3 separate regions of the Homo sapiens genome follow, and regions 1 and 3 are each linked to region 2. Evidence: chromatin contacts called from ENCODE Hi-C data. All regions are on one chromosome and are shown on one strand. The core of a region is the stretch at or near the end of the contact, and the rest is flanking DNA. Distances in the headings are between cores, read along the strand shown. Region 1 overlaps FAM3C (FAM3 metabolism regulating signaling molecule C). Region 2 overlaps KCND2 (potassium voltage-gated channel subfamily D member 2). Region 3 overlaps CPED1 (cadherin like and PC-esterase domain containing 1).

Region 1 (2,700 bases), core at 159-2,658, 970 kb before region 2:
TGCTGCAATAAGTACTTAATGTTCTTTTTTTTTTTCTTTTTTTTTTTTGAGACGGAGTCTTGCTCTGTCGCCCAGGCTGGAGAGCAGTGGCACAATCTCGGCTCACCACAAGCTCCACCTCGCGGGTTCACGCCATTCTCCCTGCCCACCACCACGCCCGGCTAATTTTTTTTTTTTGTATTTGTAGTAGAGATGGGGTTTCACCGTGTTAGCCAGGATGGTCTCGATCTCCTGACCTCATGATCCACCCGCCTCAGCCTCTCAAAGTGCTGGGATTACAGGCGTGAGCCACTGCACCCGGCCATAAATACTTAATGTTCTATTGAATTTATTTATTTTTACCTTTTCAGATTTAAACCATTGGTATATAGTATATACATAAATTACTTGAGACATTATTAACAACTAAAGTGCAAAATAGTTCTGATTCATTAGCCCGACTTACTGAAGGACATTCATTGATGAAATGCAATAACAAATGTTTATTATTGTTCCATGAAATGAAGTGTATATGCAGAAAGAAATTAAGCATTGAAGCTATCAGTGTAGTTTGAGGGGAAAATAGTTGTAGGAGAGGAGGGATTTTGGTGTTTGTATGTTGTACCTGTATTCTATACTTGGACAGCTGTTTATGAAAACTAATGTACCTGTTTGGCCACCAGGTGCTAATGTTTTCAGAATTGCAGACTTAGTACAGGGCTTTTGATTTTGATGTGTATTGGATAAAAATGAGCTTTCTTCTGGAAAGAAAAGTCTTTCACAGGAGTTTCTTCACCTTAAAGTATCTACTCCCCTTACTGTTACACAAATTAAATGGAGGTGATGTTATTTACTTAAAATCCTGATTTTAAGTAGTTAAAATCCTGACTTTAAGTACTTAAAATACTTAAAAAACTGATTTTCCCAAAATTATATCCCAGTAAAGTGTAGATAAGGTTTCTTTTCTGCTTTGTTCTGGGCATTAAGCTTTTTCAATGTTATTATATTACCTTTATGGCTTTAATGGTGCATAATATTCTACTGAGTGTTCTATTGAGTTAATGAGCTTTTATTTACTTGGTCATTTTCCTCTTTTTAAACATTTCAATACAATCTTTTAACTTTCAGCTTACTAGTTGGAGTATTGGACCTACAGGAAGTTCACAATTATCTAAAATAGTACAGAACTAAAAACTGTGTGACTATTTATAGCAAGACAGCTGGTTAACATTTATCACACTGCATACTTATTAGTCAAATCAGGAAATGGCTGTCCACAATACTCTGATGATCTGAGTTATAATCTCCTGGGCTGGGATCAGATGTTAGTGCTTTTAAAAAGCCCTACTATAATTATGATAGATGGTCAGGTTGAGAACTACTACATTCAAATTAAGATTTGACCTCATGGATTCCTTGAACTGATAAATTGTAAATCTTTTAGTAATGATCTTCCTCATCCCCCTCCCTGGCCCTCGCAATCTCCTAACCTCACCACTAAGATAGATTCATGTATATTCTCTGGGGCTTTCTTTGCGTATCTGTACAACACCATACAGCAGCAACAACTTTTAAACACCATCATATTCACCAAATTTATATTTATAAACATTGAAAGGTAAGTTTGTAGAGTAACTTCCTGATTGAAATTTAAATATATAGTAACTAAAATTCAAAACAAAATGGTAAGGGAAAAATAAAATGTTTTATCAGTAGTAAAATACTATCCTCCATAATTATTTAATAGTTTATAATGAATGTACAGTGTGAAGTTACTTTCTCACTTTTTCTTAAGTGATATTCATGTTTTATTGTATACTGAATCATTATTTGAACACTTATTTTTGTGGACCTAAATATATTTTAAAAGTGGATACTTGCCAATAGACTCATTCCTTCTAACAAAAGTAATTTTTTTTTTTCAGCAAGATCAGCATTGGACACAGCTGCACGTTGTAAGTATTTCATCTCAATATTTTATGTATGATTTATTCTGCCTTAGGCATATGAGAGCTTATATTCAAAGTGTCAGTAGTTCAGTATGAGGAAAAACTGCTTTAGAAATTGCTTTTTAAAGTTATGAGGATGCTATTTGATTGGACAGCCCAAATATTTTTGGCAATTATTCATGATGGATATTTTGTGTTTTTTAGCTCCGTTATTATAAGTACAGAAATTGGTGTGAGAAGGAGTTAAGAGTGTACATGGGCAAGGTAGTCAATGGAACATTAGGCCTTTTTTAATTATCCTGGAGGTGACGATTTTTTGTGCATATATGGACTAGAAGTGCAAAGTAACATTCAGAACCCCCCACATCCTAAAATTTAAAAATAAACTCATAGTTAGATAAAATATATTTGCCCTAATGCAGATCATATTACTTGACTCATTTGCATCCATTATTAGTTTGTTTCCTAGGAAGATCTGGTGTCTGTTGTGGGTTTCTTTGTTGCTGTTTTTTTTTAAAAAAATTTTTTGAGGTTCTTTGAAACCCTCAGGGGAACAAATTAGCTTGTATTTTAAGATACGTGTATCTTGATGTTTTTCTTAATGCTCTTTGTGGTTTGAGATTTGAAGTAAAGTGAGGTAAAGTCTGTTAACTTGTTTTCTAAAAAAAGACATCATGTTTTCTCCCCCAAAGCTACAAAGCCTCCCAGATATAAGTGTGGGATCTCAAAAGCTTGCCCTGAGAAGCATTTTGCTTTTAAAATGGCAAGTGGA
Region 2 (2,700 bases), core at 1-2,500:
AAAACAGTCATTGTTTATATCTGGAAAAAACATTTTAAAATGTCACTCTGATCAATAAAATTAGACATATGTGTTGTTATATAAATGTATTTTCTTCCCCAAAATTATTTACTTGTATTTCATGTTGTTTTAATTAAATTAAAAATTTGAATGTGAAATTGTTTTCAATTATAAGTCTTACGTTAAAAAAAAAAATCACCTGGCATGGTGGCTCATGCCAGTAATCCCAGTACTTTGGGAGGCCTAGGCAGGTGGATCATTTGAGGTCAGAAGTTTGAGACCAGCCTGACCACATGATGAGACCCTGCCTCTTTTAAAAAGACCAAAAAAAAAAAAAAAAAAATTAGCCGGGCCTGGTAGCCATCGCCTGTAATTCCAGCTACCAGGAGGCTGAGGCAGGAGAATTGCTTGAACACGGGAGGCAGAGGTTGCAGTAAGCCATGATCGCACCACTTTACCCCAGCCTGGGTGACCGAGGGAGACTCTGTCTATAAAAGAAAAAAAAAAAAAACATGAATAATAGGGTGATTTGACTAAATTTCTGGGCCAATCTGTAGCTGCCATCTCTTCAGACATCTTCTTAGCTGGCAGAGGGAGAAGAGTATCCTCTTCTCTCAGTCACAAATTCTCTCTTTTAGGAACTTGGAATTGGGATTAAGATATTATAATTTGGTTTGGGTTAATCCCTGGAAGGGAGAATTTGTCAACTCTTGGGAGCTTGGGAGCTTTGGCTAAGTCATCTTTACATATGGACAATGCAGGAGAGAAAGCCAGACTGTGGAAAGCAAAAACGTTTAAAGTTCAGACACATTGTTATGTAAGTTCAGTATCTTCTGTATTTCCAGTTATGCTTCCCAAGTTTACTTATTACATACCAGTCCCATTATACATTCTTGGCTTAAAGGATTGAATATCTATTCTGTCACTCAACAGTAATAATATAAGGAGATTTTAAAAGAAGATGTTTAATCTTCATTAAGATTTTAACCTTATCTACTGCAAGCTCCCTTGGTCTAATCATCTATTCAAAATATGTAGATTATGTAAGCAAACTATGTCAAAAAGATAATATAAAATTAAATATTTGCAGGTTCATTTTAAGTCCCTGGGAACATTTTTAAAAGTACACTGGAATTTATTATCAAAGTTCTTCCTGTAAGAAACAAAATGAATCATCTTTAGAGGGAAATGAAAAATTTCACTCTCAGGTACAGAAGCATGTGACTAATACTCTGAAAATAGCAACTAGCTTGGCAATAACCAAAGAAAGAAACTACTGCAACATTAATCCACATAGTGTAACTGACTTGATACTGCCTCCTTCAATATCTTTCATATCTTAAGATAATATCCACTATCGCCTGCTTCAACTGAGAAAAAAAAGTTAAAAAAATTAAAAACAACAACACTTAGGTCAGAAAATAAATGTTTATCGTTTTCAAAAGCTGGAATGCATTCAGTTACTACAATCATTCCGTTGTACTCCCCGTTCTTTGTTTTCTTAGCATCCTTTTTTGTGGGGGAAGGGATGCACATGGGAAGCTTCCTTAATTTAAGTTCCTTTCATCTGAAGATTTCAAAAGCTTTGCTGATGGCTATTATTTACAGTAGCTGAGTAAATGGGAGCACAGAGCCAATGGGAAGCTATAACTATTCTATAAATGAAATACAAAGCATTAGAATCTTGTTAAAACAAGTCAAGATGTAAAATGTCTTAGGCATTCTGCTTCATTCTGAACTCATTTTCCGTTTGTTAAAGCAATTCACCATTTTGTCACCCTTTTCTTACATTCTTATAACAATAACAATTTTGGTTACTTATTCAGAAATATTGAGCCATCGGGCCCTAATTTTGTTTTTAGAAATTAAGCCCAGCTGATGTACTACCAATGAGGATATACTTAAAAAGAGTGGTGGGGTATGTATAACAGTATGACATGCAATTTCAATGTGCTTTAGGATATAAGTTATTCAGAGAGAAAGAAAGGATAGAAAAATAAGTCTTAGACTCAAAATTGATGGAAAACTGAATACAGGAAAGTGCTACTATAGGAAAGGGATAGAATAACAAAGCAAATCTACAACAAGATAATTTTGGACAGAAGGCTACTAAGACAACAGATGAGGAGAAGAGTTGTGTCAGAGGCAGAAATGTGTGGCTAAAGATGGGGGGAAGAGGACTGACGCCTTATAAACACAGTAATATTTCTAATAATGAAATATCTATCAAAGCTTTTGAAAGCCACAGCTCCCATACCTGGTCAATCATCAAAATCACCTAAATAGCTCATATATATGGATTCCCACTGTGTGCTCCCTAGAAATACTGATTTAGTAGAACTGGCTCAGAGTCCATAAATTTGTACAGTATTTTTAAAAGGTTTTATGGTGAATTAGAAAGTATAAATGTTTTAGATGTAACTTTCCACAATGGGCAGTACCTCAAAAGCATATCTAACTCTGGGAACAGCACATACTTCCCTAGTTCCCATTTACTAACATGAAAAAGGCAGCTTAAAATAGGAACTGAAAAAAGACAGGTTTGTCTTGAGATTAGATGTCACACTCAGGCCGTTTTTTGATGTCAGTACAGCTGCATGGTCTGTATCTTGAGATGCTACCGTGCTATCTGTCCTAGATTTTTTGCTCCCTGCTTTTCTCTCAGTTTGAACCATGGGATAGTGACACCAAATGCAGTCC
Region 3 (2,700 bases), core at 65-2,564, 780 kb before region 2:
AGAACCATATTAAAAGTTGTAAGACTACAATATGCCCAATTAATATGCATCTAATATTCCTTGATTTAGAGTTATCTGACAATAATATGCCAGCCTTGCCAGGAACTAGGTGTGTGACCTGTGGAAAGTCACTCAACCACTCTGTGTTGTTTTATTTTTCTTATTTGTAAAAGGAACTTAATAATTGAACCTTTCTCATACTTATGGATGATATAGGTTTTAACAATTTTACTAAAGGTTGACTAAAATGTTAGAAATCTATTCATGCAAACAACAATATTTGCAAACTTTTAATATTAGTCAAGGTGATATTTTGGTTAAGAAATGATGACCATCTCTTAGAAAATTAAAGAGGAATTTTTATGGTATCTTGCTGACATATAAATTTTTTAAACATCTTTAAAAATCAATAACGTATTTATGTACAGATCACAGCAATATTTTTTGAGAAATGTATTTCAAACAAATATCTTTAATTCCATCCAAAAAACAATTGAGATTCTAATATGATTTAATTTTCCTGGGGACAGTCATTCTTTACCAACTGATAAGTAAATATTTCAAAATTTTAGCTACTGGAAACTTCAAGTTACAGGGTATTTTTTGTATTGTTCCCTCTGCGTGGAATATTCTTTATTCTTAGATGGTGAGTGAAATGCTTGTAAACCTTACAGACTGTCTGAAGAATATACTTGCATGTCAAGCAAACTGGGGAAACCATTCACCTTTTACAAATATATAAAACAAGCTCAGCTGAACACCATTGTTTCTCCTGCAGTATGATCATCTCTCACACAAAAACACAATAAATCCATTTAAGAATCATCACACTTCATCTCATACAGTTTCCTTGAGTACAGTAGAACCCTTACTGTTGACTATTTCTTGAACATGATGGAAAAATTATAGTTTAAAATATTATTTTGTGAAAAAGCCTCAAGTCCATTTAGAGATGAAATGAAGCCCAAATCAAATGTCATACAGTCACAGTTTCAACCCTGGCTGACCACCCTGATCCGATCCTGTCAGAGAATGCTAAGACATGTCCCAGCTAATCATCACATTAGTCCTAAAAGTAACTAAGAACATTACTTTTAGTTTTAAAAGTAACCACCTTCCATGTCTCAGGCTACGCTGGAAGTATTGGAGGTGAGGTATTAATTTTAAAGCCTATAGGTAGATCATCTAAAAATCATGTTCTGTTCCTGTCATAAAGGGTGCATTTAAGTCTCTTCCTGTTCTCTCTTCTCTTCTCCATTGTGTAGCAAAGAAAAATTGATGGAGCATGAAAATCTCGGGCTAATAATAGTATATGAAAGAAGAACAGAAAGTGTGTGCCAAGGTGTGACCCACTGAGAGAACCCTGGAGACAAGAGTGTACAGATAATGTATCACGTAATTCTAGATTTTGTCATGAATTCCATGATGTATTAAAATAATTATTTCAGGATATTATTGTCCCATTGGCTTCAAAGGATAATGCAGAAAAACTAAGAGCCTCAGAATTTTTTTAAAGAAAATCAAATTAGCTACCACATTAAAAGTCTATTTTTATTTCATTGTTGATATTTTCCAAGAAAAAATATATTTCTAAAATCTTCGGAATCCATTTGTGTGTTACCTTTTAAAACATAGGAAAAAGGTAAAATAGGCCATCAGCTGAAAACACTTGTCTCTCCTGCAGTGCGATAATCTACTCACATGAAAATATAATGAGTCACTTTAAGAATCATCACACACATCTCTTGCAGTTTGCCCAAGTGTTGGGAATTTGTCAGGAAGAAAGCTACCTATCATCTGGTCTTTGGGACCACCATGTGATACTATTCCAAGATTCTGAAAATCCAAGCAATCTCATTCACTGAGAGAATAGTCAAATGATGTGTACTTTGTGAAAGTCATACAATAAAAAGAAAAACATAACAGTAAATCAGTTTTATACTTTAAATGTGAAATTTTAGATCCCAGTGTGTATCACAGAACACAGTGCAATCATTGTTAGTTTCATTTTTTTCCCTTAAAAAACTGCAAGGTATTATAAATTGTGAATAATTTAAAACATTAAATGGTTACTAACAAAACTTCAGACTATCAAAGCAATATAATTTATTTGTCTTTGTCTTATACTAATTAAAATGTACTACTTCCCTTACTACTTTGGGGCAAGGCTAAGGAACAATGACCTTTAATACATGTTGACTAAGAAGCTAACTATAAACTGTTATGTTGGGTTTATAAGTCATTACCATTGAGCTGTTATTCATCCTAAATCTTAAACATTTGAACACATTTCAATTCATGTAAACAATAGAAAATCAAATGAGAATATGAACAAAATAAAGTGATTTTCATAATTAAAGGCTTAAAGGTATAGACACATGAAAAAAACTTCTGTTTCTGCTTAGAAGAATATGCCAGAAACGTTCCATTCTGCACACTATTGTGATAGTACTTCAGCAAGGTCTGGGGAATAAATTTATCTTCAGAATAATCCTCCCTACCCTTTAAATTTATTACATGTATACACTAGGATATAAAGGTCTATGTTAAGTTGGATACTTCCTGACATGCTTTGCTTGACTTACTCCAACCATCACTCTGTATTTCATTCAGTGCCAAACTTCTTACAGAGTATATCTATATCCACAGCTACTAATTCCACAGCTATTAATTTCTTAGGCTTGCAGCCTAGCGTCTGCC

Evidence for each region. A loop is a pair of places that touch in the nucleus more often than their neighbours do. Pooled maps may share reads with other maps.
Region 1: a loop to region 2 is called in a pooled map, with 12 times the contacts of the local background. The contact joins two enhancer-like sites. A Hi-C loop is called at or near these places in 12 of 37 single-sample maps with no recorded cell type and 4 of 50 pooled maps.
Region 3: a pooled map shows a loop between it and region 2 (15-fold over the local background). The contact joins two enhancer-like sites. A Hi-C loop is called at or near these places in 4 of 37 single-sample maps with no recorded cell type and 4 of 50 pooled maps.

The regions. Positions count from the first base shown.
Region 1 is chr7:121,371,344-121,374,043 of GRCh38, reverse strand. FAM3C (FAM3 metabolism regulating signaling molecule C) reads left to right here. Exons shown (of 10, transcript NM_014888.3): 4 at 1,905-1,934; 5 at 2,621-2,700. Among named protein-coding and RNA genes, the nearest start is that of FAM3C, 24 kb to the left of the region's middle. RefSeq lists an enhancer at 1,067-1,116. Within about 2 kb of position 1,408, at least 5 of the 41 ENCODE cell types and tissues checked have a DNase peak (open chromatin) inside an H3K27ac peak, as active enhancers do.
Region 2 is chr7:120,401,126-120,403,825 of GRCh38, reverse strand. All of the region lies in intron 1 of KCND2 (potassium voltage-gated channel subfamily D member 2), which reads right to left. Among named protein-coding and RNA genes, the nearest start is that of KCND2, 130 kb to the right of the region's middle. Within about 2 kb of position 1,250, at least 5 of the 41 ENCODE cell types and tissues checked have a DNase peak (open chromatin) inside an H3K27ac peak, as active enhancers do.
Region 3 is chr7:121,179,230-121,181,929 of GRCh38, reverse strand. The region is part of intron 16 of CPED1 (cadherin like and PC-esterase domain containing 1); the gene reads right to left. It overlaps LOC124901735 (a long non-coding RNA gene), which reads left to right. Exons shown (of 3, transcript XR_007060494.1): 3 at 1,266-2,700. Among named protein-coding and RNA genes, the nearest start is that of WNT16, 150 kb to the left of the region's middle. RefSeq lists an enhancer at 1,181-1,410. Within about 2 kb of position 1,314, at least 2 of the 41 ENCODE cell types and tissues checked have a DNase peak (open chromatin) inside an H3K27ac peak, as active enhancers do.